Linked DNA regions of Mus musculus: region 2 is linked to region 1. The links are chromatin loops, found by intact Hi-C in ENCODE. Cell type or tissue: gastrocnemius. All regions are shown on one strand. Each heading gives the region's core, and the rest is flanking DNA. Links, peaks and the distances in the headings are about the cores only.

What was found. Peaks named below come from ENCODE experiments on the same cell type or tissue, not always from the same donor. Only the 100,000 strongest peaks of a DNase experiment are listed, where the experiment ranks them.
Region 2: it touches region 1 in a loop (2.8-fold over the local background); 1 of 42 quality-filtered maps calls a loop at or near these places.

Annotation. Positions count from the first base shown.
Region 1 is chr2:112,233,878-112,241,612 of GRCm38, reverse strand. It overlaps Gm52523, which reads left to right and starts at 1,550. Exons shown (of 2, transcript XM_030252294.1): 1 at 1,550-2,368. The coding sequence starts at 1,668. Lpcat4 (lysophosphatidylcholine acyltransferase 4) reads right to left here and starts at 1,772. Exons shown (of 14, transcript NM_207206.2): 1 at 1,556-1,772; 2 at 20-162. The coding sequence starts at 1,669. In gastrocnemius, for the core only: no CTCF peak of the experiment used is centred there; DNase peaks (open chromatin) are centred at 1,022, 1,168, 1,903, 2,205 and 1 more place; H3K4me3 peaks cover 2,064 bases; H3K27ac peaks cover 1,784 bases.
Region 2 is chr2:112,359,821-112,370,974 of GRCm38, reverse strand. Slc12a6 (solute carrier family 12, member 6) reads right to left here. Exons shown (of 25, transcript NM_133649.2): 25 at 7,812-10,559. The coding sequence ends at 10,468. Emc4 (ER membrane protein complex subunit 4) reads left to right here and starts at 2,948. Exons shown (of 5, transcript NM_026519.3): 1 at 2,948-3,156; 2 at 3,459-3,573; 3 at 6,670-6,823; 4 at 7,023-7,183; 5 at 7,621-7,956. The coding sequence starts at 3,071. The coding sequence ends at 7,656. In gastrocnemius, for the core only: a CTCF peak has its summit at 6,000 (motif pointing right); no DNase peak of the experiment used is centred there; H3K4me3 peaks cover 33 bases.

The sequences.
Region 1 (7,735 bases), core at 1-4,000:
GGAGTTGGGTCCCACTTACTTCCTCCATCCTGTAATTGGTTCCTGAAGCTGCTCTTCAGTGAGACCTGCTACTTGGAGCCACGCGAAGGGCCAGAGGAGAAAGAGGACAATAAAAGCTAGAAGTACTCGGATTGGGGCCAGCAGTACCCCCAGGAGGCAGAACTGCAGAAGGGCAGGAGAAAATGTCCCTTAGGCCCGGGAAAGGCTCATTTCACAGCTACCGACTCCTATAAGGACTGACCCAGGGGCAACTAGTTAACACCTTGTAGGTGATAGGGGAGAGGCACAGGGGGTCCACATGGGATGAAAATGCTAGTGAGGCCGGGAGGACAAGGGATCAATACCATTAGGTGCCTTGTTTTCTTACTCTCAGGTGACCCCCTCCCCCTACAAAGGTTACTGTCATAACGCATCTGATACTTGGAATGGATGTTAGGATTTAATGGACTGGGAGTGGGTGGCCCAAGCATTTAATCCCAGCACTCAGGAGGTAGAGTCTGGTGGATCTCTGTGAGTTCCAGGCCAGTCTTCTCTACAGAACAAGTTCTAGGACAGCCAGGGCTACACAGGGCAATACCTCCCCACCCCCAAAAGAAAAAAAGAAAAGAGGATTTAATGAGAAAATGCAGGGAAGGTGTCCAGCACTGTGTTTGATGTAGGTTAGAGACAGTTCTTCCCAACATCCCATCCCATTCCATAAATAGCTCCTATGTCAAACAAACCCTGTGCAGGGCTTTCAACACTTTGGGCCCAAGGAGCAGATGGCTGGAAACACAGAGATCCACTTTTCAAACCTCGGGTCAATCAATCCCTAGCCTAGTACTGCAGAACAGCAATCCTTCGGTAACACTCAGCCCTATTCCGCAAGGTAAGGGTTGCCAAGTGCCAGGGTGACTCCAGAGGCTTCCTTAGGATTGAGCAGGTAAATAAACCTAGCCCCCGGGGGCCGACCTCACGGGAGGTGATCACAACAGAAACCTTGGACACTTCCTCCCCACACCACCTCCTGGCTACCCTAGGGTGGTGCGTCCCTCTACTTCCTGTAGCTAACCCACCTCCCAGCCTCCCTGCCCCCACCAGTAGGTGCTGCAGTGACACGGGGGGGGGGGGGTGGTGGTGGCGGAAAGAGGAGGTGTTGGAAGGGCACAAGGACGCAGTCTCTGGGTCCAAACCGTTTAAGTCGAAGCCCCGATCGCTGAGCACGCCCCTGCCCCCACCCTGGGCTTTCCGTAGCCTTCAGCTCCATCCTAGCCCGTCAACCTCCGTAGGATGTAATCCGCATTCCCCAGTGCCCTCCATCTCTCCTATCCTTGGGTCTCCTTCAGTGCTCCCTCTCCCACTCATTTCTTCCTCACTTGTGAGCTCGTCTATCGCCTAAGCTGGAGTCCTCACCAAGGCTCCTCGCCTACCCACCCCCAGCCGCCCCCACGTGCGCGCCCCCTAACTCCCTCCCCACAAGCTTCTCATCCACCTCCTCTGGCACCCCCTTGCCCATCTCATCACTGGGTCTCTCCATTCCAACCAGTCTTCCACACGTCCCCTGCCCACACCTTACCTTAACCCTCTGGAGGCCGGAGAGGTGTAACTCATGCACGAACGGGTTTGGGGACGCAGAGGACCCAGAGGTGGGATCCAGGGGGGCCCAGGCCCCAGGACTTCCCTGGCTCATGGTGGGAGAAGGTCGAGCGAGGGCCGCGACCCCCCGCTCCCGGCCCGGGCCCCGCTCCCGGTCCGGCTCTGCAGAGCAGCGCGGCTCGTGCGGCACTGGCAGCGGCGGCGCTCTGGTCCCAGCCCCGCCTGGTGCCGGCCGAGGGGCGGAGAGCGGCGGCGCCGCCCGGGCCGCTCGCGTTGTCAGGGCGCCGGCCGCGGGGCGGGGCTTGCGGCTCTCCGGCGTCCCCGTTCAGCCGCGTTCTCCGCGGCCCCTCGCGCCATTCGGAGCGTGGCGCCCCGAGGACCTGGCTGCCCCTTTCCCAGGGTCTCCGGCTGGAAGCGGGGCAGAGAGGTGGGCGCGTAGGGGAGCGCCCTGGTCACTTTCCGGATGCTGTGGCCACCCTGCGAGCGCAGACGGGGTGGAGCCCTGTGTCAGGGCAGGTTGCCGAGGCCGGCAGCTGCGGAAGGAGGCTGGGCGCCCCTGGTCCCGCCGCTCCTCGGCCCCACTTTCCCCATCTCCGGGGCGGACCACCGCTTTCCTTCCCGGTCGGCGTGCCGCCATAATGGAGCCCGCGCCCTCTCGCGGCCGTACTGCGCGTCGCAGCTCTTGGCGTCCGAGCGTGCCGGGCTGCGTGGACCACCGTCACCCGCGCGCTTGCATCCCTCGATTCTTAGCGGGTGTACGTCCCCCAGTACGGCAAAGCCCGGCTCGGGAGAGGTAGCAATCTTAGCTTCTCTACTGGTCTCCCTGTGGAATATGGAGGTCACCTAAGTTCCTGTCACCTGCAAAACCCTAATGCTCTAAAAACACACTGTACTACAGCCTAACTGATGGGGCACTGGGGAATTGAGTGGACTTTGAAACCCATAGCTGCTAACACTATCAAATATGTAGTGCACAGGGAAGGAGGTAAGAGTCGTTATTTATGAAAATAAGCTGAGTTCAATTCACCTTGTCTTCCTTCTCTTACTGAAAGGTAAAAACTGAATGGGTGTTGAAGCAAGAAAACGAGGGAAAGAGCTAAGGATGTTTGCCCCCCCCCCCCATACCCTCCCCTCTCTCTTTTATTTTGTTTTTCGAGACAAATTGAGTTGTTCGTTAACTTGGGATATTTTCGGAGCCCAGGATGAAAGTGACGAGGACGTGTAGGTCATAGGACAACTTGCAGGGATGTTCTCTTTTTCTACTTTCTGGGTCTCAAGAATCGAACTCAGGTCATCAGATTTGTTGGCAGTGGCAAACAACTCTATGGGACACTCTATGGGACGGGTCATCCTACAAATCTGATTTGAGAATTTTAAGAAATAAAATCCAGGAGATAGGAGCGGGAGAAAGAGGACATTGCGGGGGGTGGGGGTGGGGTGGGGTGGGGTGGGGTTAGGTAGGGAGCCAGAAGACACTTCTGTCTAGATTCTGCCTCAGCTTCCTACAACTTTATCACTTACACCATTGATTGTATCCACAAGAAAAGGAGCAGCTGGCAGGGTCAGGGGAATAAAAGTAATGCACACTAGTTGAGATTTACATCTGCGACATCTGAAAGTTTGTATGTGGCTCCCCTCCCCCCTTCACGTGTTGAAGTCCTCATTCCCAGGTGATGGTTACTTGGTTAGACCTTGGGGAAATGTGTCTCCTTGTGGCAAAGTACCTGACAAGCAATTTAAGAAAGGCAGGGTTGTGAGTCACAGCGAGGGTTACAGCCTATCATGTCAGGAAAGGCAGGGAGAGGGAGTGTGAGGTGGCTGGTCACACTGAAGCAGAGAGGAAGGAGTGCTAGAGCTCAGCTCAGTTTTAATCCCCTTTTATTTATGGGTCCCAGCCTATGGAATGTTGCTAGCTACTTTCTGGGTGTGTCTTAGCGAACGTTTCTGCAGTTAAACCCTTCTGGAAACACCCTTAGAGACATGCCCAGAGTATGTCTCTATGATGATCTCTAATCCCATTCAAACTGACTTTGAGGACTAAGCGACACTAGCCAAGACCCTTATGATCACAGTATACTTACAAGGGGCGAGGAGGGAGGGGAGGGGGGAGGGGGAGAGGGAGGAGCCTTCTGATAACTCCTGTGTAAAAAGGTTATATGAGCCCATAGCCAGATCCCCTAGTCTTCAAGGCAGGAAGCTGATTTTGCCACACACCAAATCTGTGGACACCTTGGTCTTATACTGTCTAGGCTCTGGAACTGTGAGAGGGATTGGCCTCCTTCCTAGTTTATTATACTTTGTTGCAGCAGTCCATGAAGACTAAGACTTTTATTTTTTCTGTGTGTGTGTGTGTGTGTGTGTGTGTGTGTGAGAGAGAGAGAGAGAGAGAGAGAGAGAGAGAGAGAGAGAGAGAGAGGAGAGAGAGAGAGAGAGAGAGAGAGAGAGGAGGAAGGGGAGGGGGAGAGGAGACTCAGTCAGTCTGTATAGTCCAGGCTGGCCTTGAATTCTTGAATTTGAGACCTGTTTCCCAATTTATCAAATTTCTGGTATGTGTCATCACATCTGGCCTAAAATAGTTTTTTTTTTTTTTTAATATTTATTTATTTATTATATGTAAGTACACTGTAGCTGTCCTCAGACACACCAGAAGAGGGAGTCAGATCTTGTTAGGGATGGTTGTGAGCCACCATGTGGTTGCTGGGATTCGAACTCTGGACCTTCGGAAGAGCAGTCGGGTGCTCTTACCCACTGAGCCATCTCACCAGCCCCTAAAATAGTTTTTTAAAAAAGTTAATCTTAGCGAAGATTCTATTCTATTCTCTCTTACTTAAAAGAAGTCAGGTTTTTGTTTTGTTTTGTTTTGTTTTGTTTGAGACAGGGTTTCTCTGTATAGCCCTGGCTGTCCTGGAACTCACTCTGTAGACCAGGCTGGCCTTGAACTCAGAAATCCACCTGCCTCTGCCTCCCAAGTGCTGGGATTAAAGGTGTGTGCCACCACTGCCCAGCTCCAGAAATCAGGTTTTAGATAACACACATCTTTCAAAGTAGTTCCACTCTTTTTGTTGCTGTTACTTGTTGGAGTCTGGGACTTGCCACACAAACCAGACACCCATCTCAGTTAAATAGGGGTGGTTTATTGAATGCACACCAAAAGACTGAGTCGTTGGGGCCACAGACCAGACTTAGGAGCTGACTGTGGCCTTGGACATCTCTCAGAGCCAGTTTATACAGGCTCAAACCACCGTGAGCTCCTGTCAGGTTCAGAAAGCACAGCCTGTGGTCAGCTCTGACTCAAGCAGCCTTGGCCAGCTACACAGAACAGTTCTCACTGCCCTTCATCCTGATGGGTCCTAAGTGGACCTTATGGTGGTGGAATTTCTTTTTTTTTTTTTTTTTTTTTTTTTTTTAAGATTTATTTATTTATTATATGTAAGTACACTGTAGCTGTCTTCAGACACTCCAGAAGAGGGAGTCAGATCTTGTTACGGATGGTTGTGAGCCACCATGTGGTTGCTGGGATTTGAACTCTGGACCTTCGGAAGAGCAGTCGGGTGCTCTAACCCACTGAGCCATCTCACCAGCCCGGTGGTGGAATTTCTTAAGATTAAAAACAACCTCACAACATAAGAGGGTGTGTCGTCAGCTTGACCCTGCTGTGAGTCAAGCTCTTTTTCTGTCTCAGTAACAATGAAATGACTGGCAGGTATGAAACAAAATGGCTGCAGCTATGCTGGGGGAGCAGGCCTCAACATTATTATTATTATTTTCTTTTCTTTTTTTTTTTTTTTTTTTTTGGTTTTTCGAGACAGGGTTTCTCTGTATAGTCTTGGCTGTCCTGGACCTCACTTTGTAGACCAGGCTGGCCTCGAACTCAGAAATCCGCCTGTCTCTGCCTCCCAAGTGCTGGGATTAAAGGCGTGCTCCACCACCGCCCGGCCATCATCATCATCATCATCATCATTATTGTTGTTGTTGTTATTATTTTAAGATAGGGTTTCTCTGTCATGGAATTCATTCTGTAGACCAAGCTGGCCTCAAACTCCCAGAGATCCACCTGCCTCTGCCTTCATGCTAGGATTAAAGGCATGCACCACCACCATCCAGCCTAATTCCACTGTTTTTATAATCTCATTTTTTTGAGTTAAAGCAGTTCACAAATGCATAAACATCATTTGATTTTTATAGCCTTACTATTATTTTTGGATTTTTATAAAATTTTTATTCTACATGAATTCATTTTTGCCTGCATATATGTGAGTGGACCGTGTGCGTGCTTGGTGCCTGAGGAGGTAGGGAGAGGCATCAGGTTCCCCAGAGCTGGATTTCTGGGTGGGTGGGAATCACCACATGGGTGTTGGTAACTGAGCCTGAGTCCTCTCCAAGAGCAGCAAGGGTTTTTAATCATTGATCCCTCTCTCCAGCCCTCTGCACTTAATCTTTTAAACATAAACTAGCCAGTTCAGGAAGCTTTATTAAACTTGAGAATCCCCTTCATAGAGCACATATATTAATATACAAATTACTCTAAAAATTAAGCATACATGCAGTTAACTTTCAATGATATACAGTTTGGCTATGTGTCCATCTACAAACAAACAAACAAACCACAAAACAACAACAAACAGATCAATTCTCCCAGGGCCTATGATCACTCCTAGGTGTAGGTTTCTGACCAGAGTTCTAGTGCTAGGCATGTATTCCCCACCAGAGAGGACTACAAATCCAATCGGAATACAGTCAGTTGTCCCTCACACAGGCATGCCACCACTATTGTATCAGTGCACAGGGTTCATGACTAGGTAAGACCATGGAAACATTTCCTTCCCCCAGCAGCCCATTCCACACACTCTAGCACTGTGAATGAACACTGCCAGCAGGTAGTGAGTTTCCAACTCAGTTTTCGTATGGTTCAAGTGTTCGATGTCTTCCTTCCATAATAAGGTCTTAATGATTTTTGGGAAATAGCATCATTCACCCATGTGTGGTGCTTCTATTCCAACTCCCAACTCTTGCTTTTTTTTTTTTTTTTTCTTTTGAGACAGTGTTTCTCTATGTAGCCCTGGATGTCCTGCAGACCAGGCTGGCCTTGACTTCACAGAGATCCACCTGCCTCTGCCTCCCAAGTGCTTGCGCCACTACCGCTCAAACTCTTTTTGTTAAAGCATGTTTATTTCAGTTAGCTTACAAAGTAGCAGGTTTCTTTTATATATATATATATATATATATATATATATATTTTTTTTTTTTTTTTTAATTGGACATTTTCTTTATTTACATTTCAAGTGTTATCCCTGTTTCTGGTTTCCCCTCCAAAAACATTATCCCCCTATCCCTTTCCTCTTCCCCCTCCCCCTGCTCACCAACCCACCCACTCCTGCTTCCTGGCCCTGGCATTCCCCCACACTGGGGCATAGAGCCTTCACAGGACCAAGGGCCTCTCCTCTCATTGATATCTAACTAGGCCATATGCAGGTTTCTTAGTGACTTTCAGACATCCTTAGTTTTGGTTAGTCTTCCCTTCCCTCCCTTGTAGGTTTAATGATATTGTGCACCCATGGAGGACTGAAATGCTGATTTCTCTGTCCCACTATCTGGTGTCAGTCAGTACAGGCATTGTAATGCTTATGTTAAGAATCTCCTATCTTAAATTCGTGTAAACAGTGCTCACCATTGATTCTGTGCCTTGTCAATAAATGCTGGAAAAGCCAATAATTAGACAATAGAGAGAACAGGGTGGGACGTCCATGAGGAGAAAAGATTCTGGGAGAGGTTGAGCTGGAGAGAGGCAGCCAGGAGGAGGGAGAAAGGAGATGTCATGAGAGTTCAGCTGGAGCGTAGAAGGACATAAAGACAAGTATTATGGGAATATTGGCTGGCAGGTAACAAGATTAGATTAGAGGATTAGAACAGATTTATAATGCTTAGTTATTATGCTTTTAAGTTGTAAATAAATCTTAATCTCTCTACATTGTTATTGGAGGACTAGCTAGGATAAGGAGAAACAGCTACAGTGTTAATTTATTCATACATTTATAATAATGTACCTTGTTTCACTCCATCTTTTGCCCATCTTTTGTCTCCATTCCCGTTTAATCTCTCTGAAAATTCAGTGAGAAGGAGAGAAAGACAAAAAAGAGAATGGATACCTTAAGGGAGCATA
Region 2 (11,154 bases), core at 3,993-7,992, 130 kb before region 1:
TATATATATATATATATATACACACACACACACACATATATAGTTTTAAAATTCCTAAAAATTATTTTAACACCCCCCCCACACACACACACATCGGTCCCTTTCCTTACAAAGCACACTCAAAACCCCATTTTTAAAAACACAGACACACACAGACACACACACACACAAACACATACTCACAAATCTCTACTTTAATGATAGTCTGATAATCTTTTCAAAAGAATAAGCAGATCTTGCCACAGTGGTGCAGGACTATAATCCCAACACTTGAAGGCAGAGGCTGGAAGATCAAGAGTTCAAGGCTATCAATTGGCTACATGATGACTTTGAGGCTGTCTGAACTATGTGAAACCCTGTTTAAAACATAAAATAAAATACAAACAAATAAACAATCAAACAAAAAAAAGTGACAAGGAAAATGAGCAAGTGAAGTTTGTGGAGATGCCCTTCATTTTTCTCCTGAAGCATTCCCACATGCATAAAGTAGTCTCCTACATTCTATTGGATACTGAAGGAGTTGTAAGACAGAAAAACAAAAACAAAAAACAAAAAAGGCCCTGATCATACCACATATCTTTAATTTTAGGAGATAGAGGCAGGCTAATCTCTGAATTTAAAGCCAGCCAGGGGTACATAGTGGGACCTTGTATAAAATAAATAGATTTAAAAAGAAAACAAAAACCTAACTTCAGATAAGGAAAGAAAACTAAAAGCAATTCTCTAGTAACCATTTGACAGTTAAATCTTTCTAACCGGGGGATGGGCCTCCAGGGGATGGGCGTGGGGCCCTTGATTGCACAGCTTGCTCATTGGCACTGCGTCCAGAATCCCGTGGTTTCATCACTTCTGAAAACTTTGGAGGAAGCTGGAGAAGGACTCAATGTGCAGGGCTTGGAAGGCATCACTGGCTGAGAAAGCCAGGCATGCTGAGGCTGGGGCTGGGGGCAGTGCTCAACTTTTGTTATTTATTCATTTTACATCCCACTCACTGTCCCTGTCCCCGTCCCCTTCTCCTCTGATTGGGTGGAGGCCCCCTGTGTATCCCCACACTGGGCTGGCACTTGGTCGGCAGCCCAGTTAGCAGAACATATCCCACGTGCAGGCACTGAAGAGCTGGTCACCTCAGTGCTCAGCTCCTTGGAGTATGTGAAGAGGGGTGGTCTTGTGGCACCCAGTCATGAAAAACACATGTATGCTGGCAGCCACTTTGTGGTTTGACATGCCAGTGCAGCCATATCTGCCTGTTGTCATCTTTGTAAATAGCTTATCACATTATACTAACAGTACTGAAAATACCGCAGATGTGAGCATCTCGTTCCAATGGCTTCGTCTTCCTGAGATACAACTTAGCAAATGACATTTAAGATTCTCGGGGTGAAGGAATACACTTCCTGGCTGACTCCTTGAGGACAGAGTAACTGAGATTTATAGTTTAAAGTTTCATATAACGAGGAAATACTTTAAGTAGAAAAATGCGATTTTATCAAACAAGTTTGTTTTTAAAATATGCTCATTAAAAATTTATTAGCACACGAGTGCCCTAAAAATTAGACGTTACCTGAAAACTATTACTTAACACATATTAACATTTGTGATAGATAACCTATTTTATATTTTGTTTTACATATGTATAATTCTAACTTATTTCTACCGTGGCACATTTAATGACAACTTATTTAATTACAACTTTTCAATCATCAGTTTTGCTTTTCGTGGCTTAGATTATCTGCACGTAGCTCTCCTAGCTTCACTTGTGTTCTACAAACTTTAAATGGAAAATTCTAGACTAATGTCTTAGGTTGCAGTGTTCTGAATAGCTGGTAAAATCTCACACCCTCCGCCACTCTGCTACACTGTATGTCATACACAGCCTTCTCTTCTCTGCACATAGAACTACAAAACTGGAAAATGATGTGGAGGTGGGAATCTTCAATGTGTGCAGATCACCGTCATCTCTAAGAGATTATCTCTTAAAACTTAAGTTGGCTAAGGAGGTATTCTTCAGCCAGATCCTCAACCATACTGTCACAGTAGTCCTTTCCTCAAAACTACAGCCATAACAAACAATTTGGGAATAACAGTAATAAAGGTAAATAGAAGAAATAAACAAAACTACTGTATTTGAACTGATAATTTAAAAGTAGGCATTTAAAATAGTAATTCTTTAAAAATGTACATACTCTTAGATGTAGCAATTCCACTCCTAGTACAATAGGAACAGATGTCCCAAGTGATTTTCACACTAACACTGAATTATAAAAGGGGTGAGAGGGAGGAAACATTTTTCCAGTAATAGACTAAATTACAATACAGATGAGCCATTGAATATTAAACTCCTTTCTAGGAATGATAACGCTTAATGATAAAAAAAAGTTAGGTCTAGGTTATAGGTCCTATTTAATCCCACAACAGGTCAAAATTAGGCGATTATCCATCGTTTTGCATGAGGCAGGTGGAGCAATGAATTTAATTTAGACGAGGTGGCACAGTAAGTAATGAAAGGACTTAAAAGGAGACCAGATAAATCCTGAACTCAGCTTATCTTTCCATTCCCAGAGTCTACCTCGGTGGGTTAGTTTGCGAGTTAAATGGGGGAAAACCATTTAAACAAGAACAACAACAAGACAAATACATAGCTCCTGCGATATGTGGACACGGAGTACTCAGAGGTTGAATAATTCGCTCAAGGTCACCCAATTCCGGATAACCCCAGGATTAAAACAACATTTCAATTTCGTGCTCTTCTTGGCTTCAGTTCTTGTCTTTTCGGACTTCACTCCAGCACGATGGCGCACACCTGAGAGACAGAGCACAAGTGAGAGGTGTACTCGCAGGGAGGTTTCAGAAAGCTGCTCTTCTGGATGTCTGCGGATTTTCTAAATTCACGCATTCTTTCTTCTGTATTCCCGACAGGAAGTTTCCGGTGATCGTGTGACGTTCAATTATGCGCCGGAAGTGCACTGCGGCGAACGCGAGGAAGTCGGAGAGCTTGCAGTTGCAGCTAGTTCTTACCTGCAGAACGCAAGCGGCCGGAGGGTGTGGGTACTTTTAGCCAGCGGCCGCTGTCATGACGACCCAGGGGGGCCTAGTGGCCAACCGAGGCCGGCGGTTCAAATGGGCCATTGAGCTGAGTGGGCCGGGAGGAGGCAGCAGGTGAGTCTCTCGAGTGAAGCTCGGTATCTGATCCTTACCCTAGAACGGCCCGAGATCCAGCGGACCTGGGCCTCGTCTAAGTCTCCGACACGAGTGGGTAGCACATAGATGTTACCCAAGGAGCTTCTGTGCTGTGGAAGGTATTTTTCCCCAGGATCTTTTAGTTTTCCCAATAGGCAGAGAGAACTGACGAACGCACGAGAGGGTCTAATTTGGGTAGCTACATCTGAGGTTCTTTTTCCTGTGATTGATAGGGCTGGAAACCCGCAGTTTTAGTCTCTTGATTTGGTTTGGTTCTTTAGGGGCCGAAGTGACCGGGGCAGTGGACAGGGAGACTCCCTCTATCCAGTCGGTTACTTGGACAAGCAAGTGCCTGATACCAGCGTGCAAGAGACCGACCGGATCCTGGTGGAGAAGGTACAGAGGTATTAGACGTTACCGTAGCGTGTAGGCCAGCCCTGTTTCGCCTTACTCTCTGGAGTGGAGGTAAAGCAGCCGGTCATTAAGACACATTGCTTAAGATCCATGGTACAGTATCTTACGTATATGTTCCCTGACATAATTTCGGTGTGTTAGGATACTGTGTCACTTTTACCCTGAAAACATCCCAATCCTGCTATCATTTCTCACTGCCTTCAACTGTTACATCACCAGCCGTAGACTAACCATCTACCACCTATCCCTCCATCCCTCTATTTAAAATCATGCTTTCTCAACCTCAGCACTGTTTTCTCTGTTTTCTCTTTGGGGCTAAGTACATTTTTGTTGTTGTTGGGGAGAATTATGCTGGGTACTTACTTTAAGATGTTTAGTACTCCTGATCTCTACACATTAGGTACCACTATGGCTTTGCATAATTGTGTGAACTAAAGATGTTTCCAGCATTACCACGTTTTCTAGGTCTAAAGAGGTGCGCTTTGTGTATACCTGCAAATAAACCCCTGAGATCCTATATTCAAGTCTCCCCTTCTCAAATTCTCAGTATCCTTCTCTGTATGGAGTTCTAATGGGTCTTGTTATGTCCTACCTTGTCCTCTTTGCAGTCTCCAAACACAGCCATCAAAAATGATCCCTTTAAAACATGCCAGACCATCCCTACTCAAAATCAGTCTAAAATTCCATGTTCATTCCGCGTACACACCAAACGTCTTTTTAGTATTAGACATAACTCTGCTTGTACCAGTCAGACTCCTTGTAGCTACTGTGCCCTGTCTACTATTTTTACATTTGTTTACTCTTTCATAATGATTCCCTTGCTGCTCTGTAAGGATACCAGACAAATCCCCCTTCCCTGCTTTTTGTGTTTGTTCTCTAGTCTTAGAATGCTCTTCCTCAGGATTCCTTCATAACTTGCTAAGTCCCTCCTTTGGGGTCTCTCTAATATTACAGAGTCAAGCCTTTCCATGTGCCACACTGTTTGATTTATATGTTATGAACATATCACATGGCTTATGTTATTTAGCATCTGCCTTAGTAGCTGTTTTACAGGACTGTCACAGCACGAGTCCCAGTGTGCAGAGGGTGCTTGGTATCTTCTTGCGTTTATGCTTCCCTTGCAGCCTTAGTTTTGCCGAATAATTTTGATTCCATGGAATACATACATTCAGTTGTTACAGTATGAAAATGACACACACAGTCATTAGTCATTCTTGGATAAGTATTATCCTGTAATGTTTTATCTTGGTATATCAAATTATGATTACAAATTATTAAATGATATGATTTTTAAAAGCATATCATAAAATACTTGTATAACTGCTGTATTCTACAGAAAGTTATTTACAAATATGGTTGAGTTTTAATGTGAATAATCAAAATAGTTATGGTTATTTTTACATAGATTTATATATTTCATACTTTGTTAGGATTAAACTTATTTTCTTTTAGGTTTATTTTACGCATATCAGTGTTTTGTCTGCACATATATATTATGCCTAGAGCTCTCAGGTTAGAAGAAGGTATTGGATCCCCCAGCTCTAGAGTTGTGGATCATTGTGAGCCACCATGTGGGTGCTAGGAACCAAACATTGGTCCCCTTGAATAAGCAACGAGTACTTTTAAACACTAAGTCACTTCTCCAGTGCCTTGTTAGGATTTTTCATTTAGATTCATAAGTATTATAACTTTTTATTTTGTATATATACAAAAATACACATGCATACATACATATCTCATAATAGTCTTTTAGGGTTTGGGTATTAACAAGATTTGTAGAATTTTTAGTTTTGTTTTCTGCCAAAGGAGTTTGTGTAAGACTTGTATTTTTAGCTTTAAATAGTTAGAATTTGCCAAGAAAGTGATCTGGGCTTAATTATAGGGTCAGCTTTGCTAATTGCCATGCAACTGTTTTTCCTTATGCAATTTGTTAAGTCATGTCTCTAGGAATGTATCCATTTCCGAAACTTTCAAATAGTCCACAAGTTTCTAAACTGGTGAGTGTGACGCCTGGAGGGTCTGTAAAGCTGCGTGCCTTCTCTCTGGACATGGAAGAGTTGTCCTTCTCCCCTCCAGGCTTACCAGAATTGAATTTATAATCTTGCAAAAAGAAAATTTTATTTTTGATGAGCTCTCATTTTTGTTTTCTTCTCAAAATCCTTTAGTTTGTTCTTTTCCTGACTTTTTTGTTTTTGTTTTTGATTTTTCAAGACAGGGTTTCTCTGTATAGCCCTGGCTGTCCTGGAACTCACTCTGTAGCCCAGGCTGGCCTCGAACTCAGAAATCTGCCTGCCTCTGCCTCCCTAGTGCTGGGATTAAAGGCGTGCACCACCACACCCTGCTTAAATTTCTTTCTTTTTTTTTTTCTCCAAGATTTACTTATTATACAATGTTGCTGCCTTCAGACACACCAGAAGAGGGCGTCAGATCTCAATATGGGTGGTTGTGAGCCACCATGTGCTTTCTGGGATTTGAACTCAGGACCTTTGGAAGAGCAGTCAGTGCTCCTACCCGCTGAGCCATCTCGCCAGCCCCTTTCCCTGACTTTCATGAAGTAGATGCTGAGTCTTCTCACATGTTCTTAAGATCATGGAATTTTAGCCAGGTGTGGTGGTGCATATCTACAATCCTATTAGTTTTGGGGGATGTTAAAAAAGGTCTCAATTTAGAGGTCAACCTGGACATACCAAGACCTTGTCTCAAGTAACAAAAAGATTTTAAATTTCTCAAAACTTGCTGGGCAGTGGTAGCACGCACCTTTAATTTCAGTACTTGGGAGGCAGAGGCAGGCAGATTTCTGAGTTTGAAGCCAGCCTGGTTTAAAGAGGGAGTTCCAGGACAGCCAGATCTACACAGAGGAATGATCCTGAAAAACAAAAGGCCCCAGAAAGTTTATATAGGGAAAAAGCACAGGGGTAGAGTAGTAGAGCAACTTGTAGCAACCTAAAGAGGAGCTGAAAAGCCAGTTCAGTCTAGCAGAGAACTGAAGCTTCTGTTCACATGACTTAAGATCAGTTGTACAGTACACGAGAGACTGAAGGGGAGTGATTAGAGGTCTAAACCGTGTGTTTATTTTAGCGCTGCTGGGACATCGCCTTGGGTCCCCTCAAGCAGATTCCCATGAACCTCTTCATCATGTACATGGCAGGCAACACCATTTCCATCTTCCCTACTATGATGGTGTGTATGATGGCCTGGCGACCCATTCAAGCACTTATGGCCATTTCAGCCAGTAAGTATTCAGAAAATAATACTCCTTCCCTGGGTGCTAAGGAATGAAGGCCAATTCTTTGGCATATTTTTAGCTAGAGGGTATTTTGGTAGTGGTAGTCGTCGTACCATTTATAATCTTATTTTGGGGCTGTATGTTTAAATTCTAGGTTTCATATTGGGAGGAAAATGGTGTTGACAATGTCTGTTAATCCCAACAGCTTTCAAGATGCTGGAGAGTTCAAGTCAGAAGTTTCTTCAAGGCTTGGTCTATCTCATTGGGAACCTGATGGGTTTGGCATTGGCAGTTTACAAGTGCCAGTCCATGGGACTGTTGCCTACACATGCATCAGACTGGCTAGCCTTTATTGAGCCCCCTGAGGTATGGTTAAAGTTAAATTTCAGGCAAACAGAGTCTGCAGTGAACAGCTAGTGAGCTCATTGGATGTTGGTATTGAGGGCTGCTTTATTTAAAGCTTTTACATTTTTTATTGCATGCCCGTGTGTGTGTGTGTTTTGGAGGTCAGAGAACTTGGTGCTGCAAGTTAGCTGGCAAAAAAAACCCAAACAAACAAACGATAGCACAACTTCCGACTGAATATATGGGTTTTGGGAACTGAATTCAGGTCATCAGGCTTGGCAGCAAGTGCCCTTACCCTCTGAGCACTCTCACTAGCCCACGTGTTCATTTCTTAAGTAACAACACAGGTTTGGAAGTTTACAGGCATTTGGCAGTTACAAGGTCATGTACAGCAGAGCTTGTGATAAAGTAACTAAGAAGTTGTTTGCCATTGACCTCTTTACTGTTTCTTTTTTTAGAGAATGGAGTTCAGTGGAGGAGGCTTACTTCTGTGACCCCCAGAAAGCACCATGCATATGGACCTCATCTGCATTTTAAGCTGTTGACTCCTAAATATCCTCCCTTAAAACAGTCATGCATGTGGAGAAGAGCCTCCTGTGGTGAGGCCAGTGTGCAGCATGTTACAGCAGAAAAGAAACTACAGCACAACTTATGACTGAAAATAATGTAGAAAACTTTATTTATGTTCCCAGCACAGAGCAAAACAAACAAAACCAGACTCTATGTAAACAAAAGAATAGCAGCTGCTCAGTAGCAGCTTCTCCTTTCAATAAATTAAACGGTTGAGAACAATGCTTAATGTTTCACAAGTTCCCCTTCAGTCTACTTTAATATTTCTCTTCTATATCACATAAGCAGACTTTTTTGGAAGATGTGAGACTATCACTGGATTCAAATTATACATGATGAAAAGAAAAACCAGGGGGGAAAAAGAGCATGTAAATATGCTTACAGTGTAACTTAATATCCACAATAAGGAATTTTCTTTTAACATTTAGGGGGAATGAGGATTGGTGGGATCCTTGGGGCCACAAGAAAAGGAGGCAACAGAATATGAAAAGCAGCAGCTTTTGCTCTGCCACGAGGAAGCTGGCACCTGTCAACCAGGCCCTGCAATTCAAACTCCAGCTTTTAAGGTAGCTACGGAAGGCTGAGGACCAGTTGGGGGAGAACGAATGTTACAGCCTGCCCTGCTAATAAACTCATGGGTAAGACACAAGCTGGGTCTTATAAGAAGGCAGGAGAAGGTCTTCCTCTTCCCTCTAGAAACATTTGGCCCCTTCCCCTAAGGTGCATTTTCTCTCTCAAGTTTTCAGTATTGCTTTATTTGCAGTGATTAAAAGAGCTAAGACACTTTGCAGACAGACAACATAAGCAACACATAGACATGAAATGTTCTAGACAGAGATGAGTACAAATCTGGCCTAATAACCATTTGTCCATGTAACAGTGATTTTTATCTTGGGGAATGAAGACTATACTCTACCCTTTAACAGATTCTTATGTAGCTCTAACCACAAACAGCCTTTCTTAAAGAAACCTTATTCTCTTCCCATGTTTGTTTGATATGGAAAAAGTATGTGTCACTTTGGTCAGGGGTGGATGTGTTAGGCAGTTCCTGGGCAGGCTGGCTTTTACAGAATGGGCGCTCCAATGCCTTGGAGCCTAGGGGATTATACTCAAGTATGCAATGGAGTGTTGGAAAGAGAACTACGAGTAGTTTCTACCCTCTGCAGGAAGCAAAGGAAAACATGCTGGATCCTTTGCTACTCAAGTGGGCCTGGGAGGAGGAAGAACAAACCATATGACTCAGCTTCTTAAGCCATATTTGAGGGTTTTCTTCTGTCTTGGGTTGAATTCTGGGTGTTCATTGTCCTACAGGGTATGGAGAGTGGCACAATTTACTGTCAGTGAAAGGAAATGTAAAAGCAGCCGTGAATCTAAGCAAGAAGACAGTTTCTTCAGTAACTATCTTGGAAAGGGTATGGAGGTTTCACACCCTGGGAATACTGCTCAGCCACAAAGGCTGCCTATGCTGGTAAGCCAAGTGTTTGTGATCAGTAAATTAAAAAAAAAAAAAAAATCTGATCTTACACAAGTATTTCCTTGGCACAGTTAGAGCTTTTTGAAAGCAAAACCAATACAGCAGATCATTAGCTTAGTGAACCATTTGTTTCAGAGCCAAGTTTCCGAAGTCAGAATGAATAATAATAATATTGAGACGGGAAAAGCTCTGGGCATGGAGGTCGAGTGCCTCAAATCTGCACTATGGCTTTGGTGAAGAGGCCACAGATGGATTTCTTGTGAAAGAAAAGGTGCTTGTGTCAGGCCACTGCAAACCTGTCTGCCAGTGTAGGCAGACGATTTTGGCACAGTGGAAAGGGTATGGCTTTCACACCCCCAGTTCCACTGCTGAACCTCTGAACCCTGGGGCCTTGGAGGTGGCATCACACAGCCCTGGCGTCTCTTCCTTACAGGTTTGGTTTGTTTGGTTTTTAAGACCAATGCCTACTAAGAGTAGAAGAGACCCTTCTGGTTAACTACATAACAACCCACATTTGTTAAGATAATAGCTTGTGTGCTTTATGTTGCATAGCTAACCACTGTGTTTCTATATATTTTAATACGCACTCTTTGGAATCCCCTTAGTTCAGCATTTGAAAACCTGAAAAAACATTTCTAGCCTTTCAAAAAAACATTTCTATAGTAACACTACTGTCTGCATTATAACCACAGAATGGGTTTTAAAACAAAGACAGTTAAAATGTACAGTGGTACAGTACAGACAATAAACCATGAGGAAGAAGTAGTGGCTGCAGCTATGTCTCAGGTTTTATATATCAGTATCCTGTTTCCATCCTGGCTGCTGCAGGCTGTCTCTATAATGGGAACTCATTTTTTACTAAGGTGAAGCTTAACTGCCTGTTAACTTTCTGGTGCTCACTGACCCGTGTCTTCTGAAACTCGTCCTGAATGTTAGATATGAACATTGCTTTCTGTTGCCAGTTACATTTCTAGCATATGTTTTACTAACTCATTACCTTCTGTGTGCCAAAAGGTTCCCTTTGGCTTAGCTTGTTAATTTTGACTTGCCTTCTCCTGCCATAGAAATAGCTTTTAGGACTTGACCATTCTTCTGTTGAGGGATTATTTGTTTCTGCTGGGATGGCAGATCATGTTGCAGCCAAGAGCATAGATGGGGCTCAGCTCTGCAAGAATAGAGTGGGAGTGGTAGGAAAGAGCTATCATCTCCATGGACGATGAGTCTTAGGGAAGTCGGACCACGCAGAATCTCCCACAGCTGATTATGAGTAAATGGTGATGACCTCACTGCCACCACCCCGGACAAGAAGGACTCGTTCTAATCCCTCAGTGAGCACTTCTAGAAATTCCATGTCTTCAGAAGTTGTCAAGGAAATAGGATGATCAGTAGTGCACTTTATAACCTGGCATCAGTAATCTAAGTTTATTTGATCATAGACCTGCTCTGAATAGGAAAAGCCTGAACTTGACTCAACATCATCTATATATCCACGCACTCATTCACTCGGCCGTGCTGTGCATTCAGTCTAGGGCCTTGCACTTGCGAGGCAAACACACTACTCTGTGCGGCTGCTTCACCGGCTCTGGTTTTAATTGTTTTCAATCCTGAGACAGGGCCTCACTGAACTGCCCAGGCTGATCTTGACTAGCTATGGCATCCAGACAGACATGTGTAAATTTTCCTGAGATTATAGGCTTGTACCACCAAGCCTGGAATTGGATTCAGTTTTAAACTTATGAAATAATCGTGGAATCTAGAGCCTTTGTGTATTTAATACAAGACATTCTCATTTGTTCCCGTGCTCCAAGTACTTGGATCTGAACCAGGAATCTTATGCATGTTAGGCAAACATTCTAGCACTGAGTGACAGCCCCAGCCTGTATTTATTTTCTAAATGTGATTTAAAACTGAGTTAACAGTGAGGTGGCCCCACTGCTGAAAGCCATCT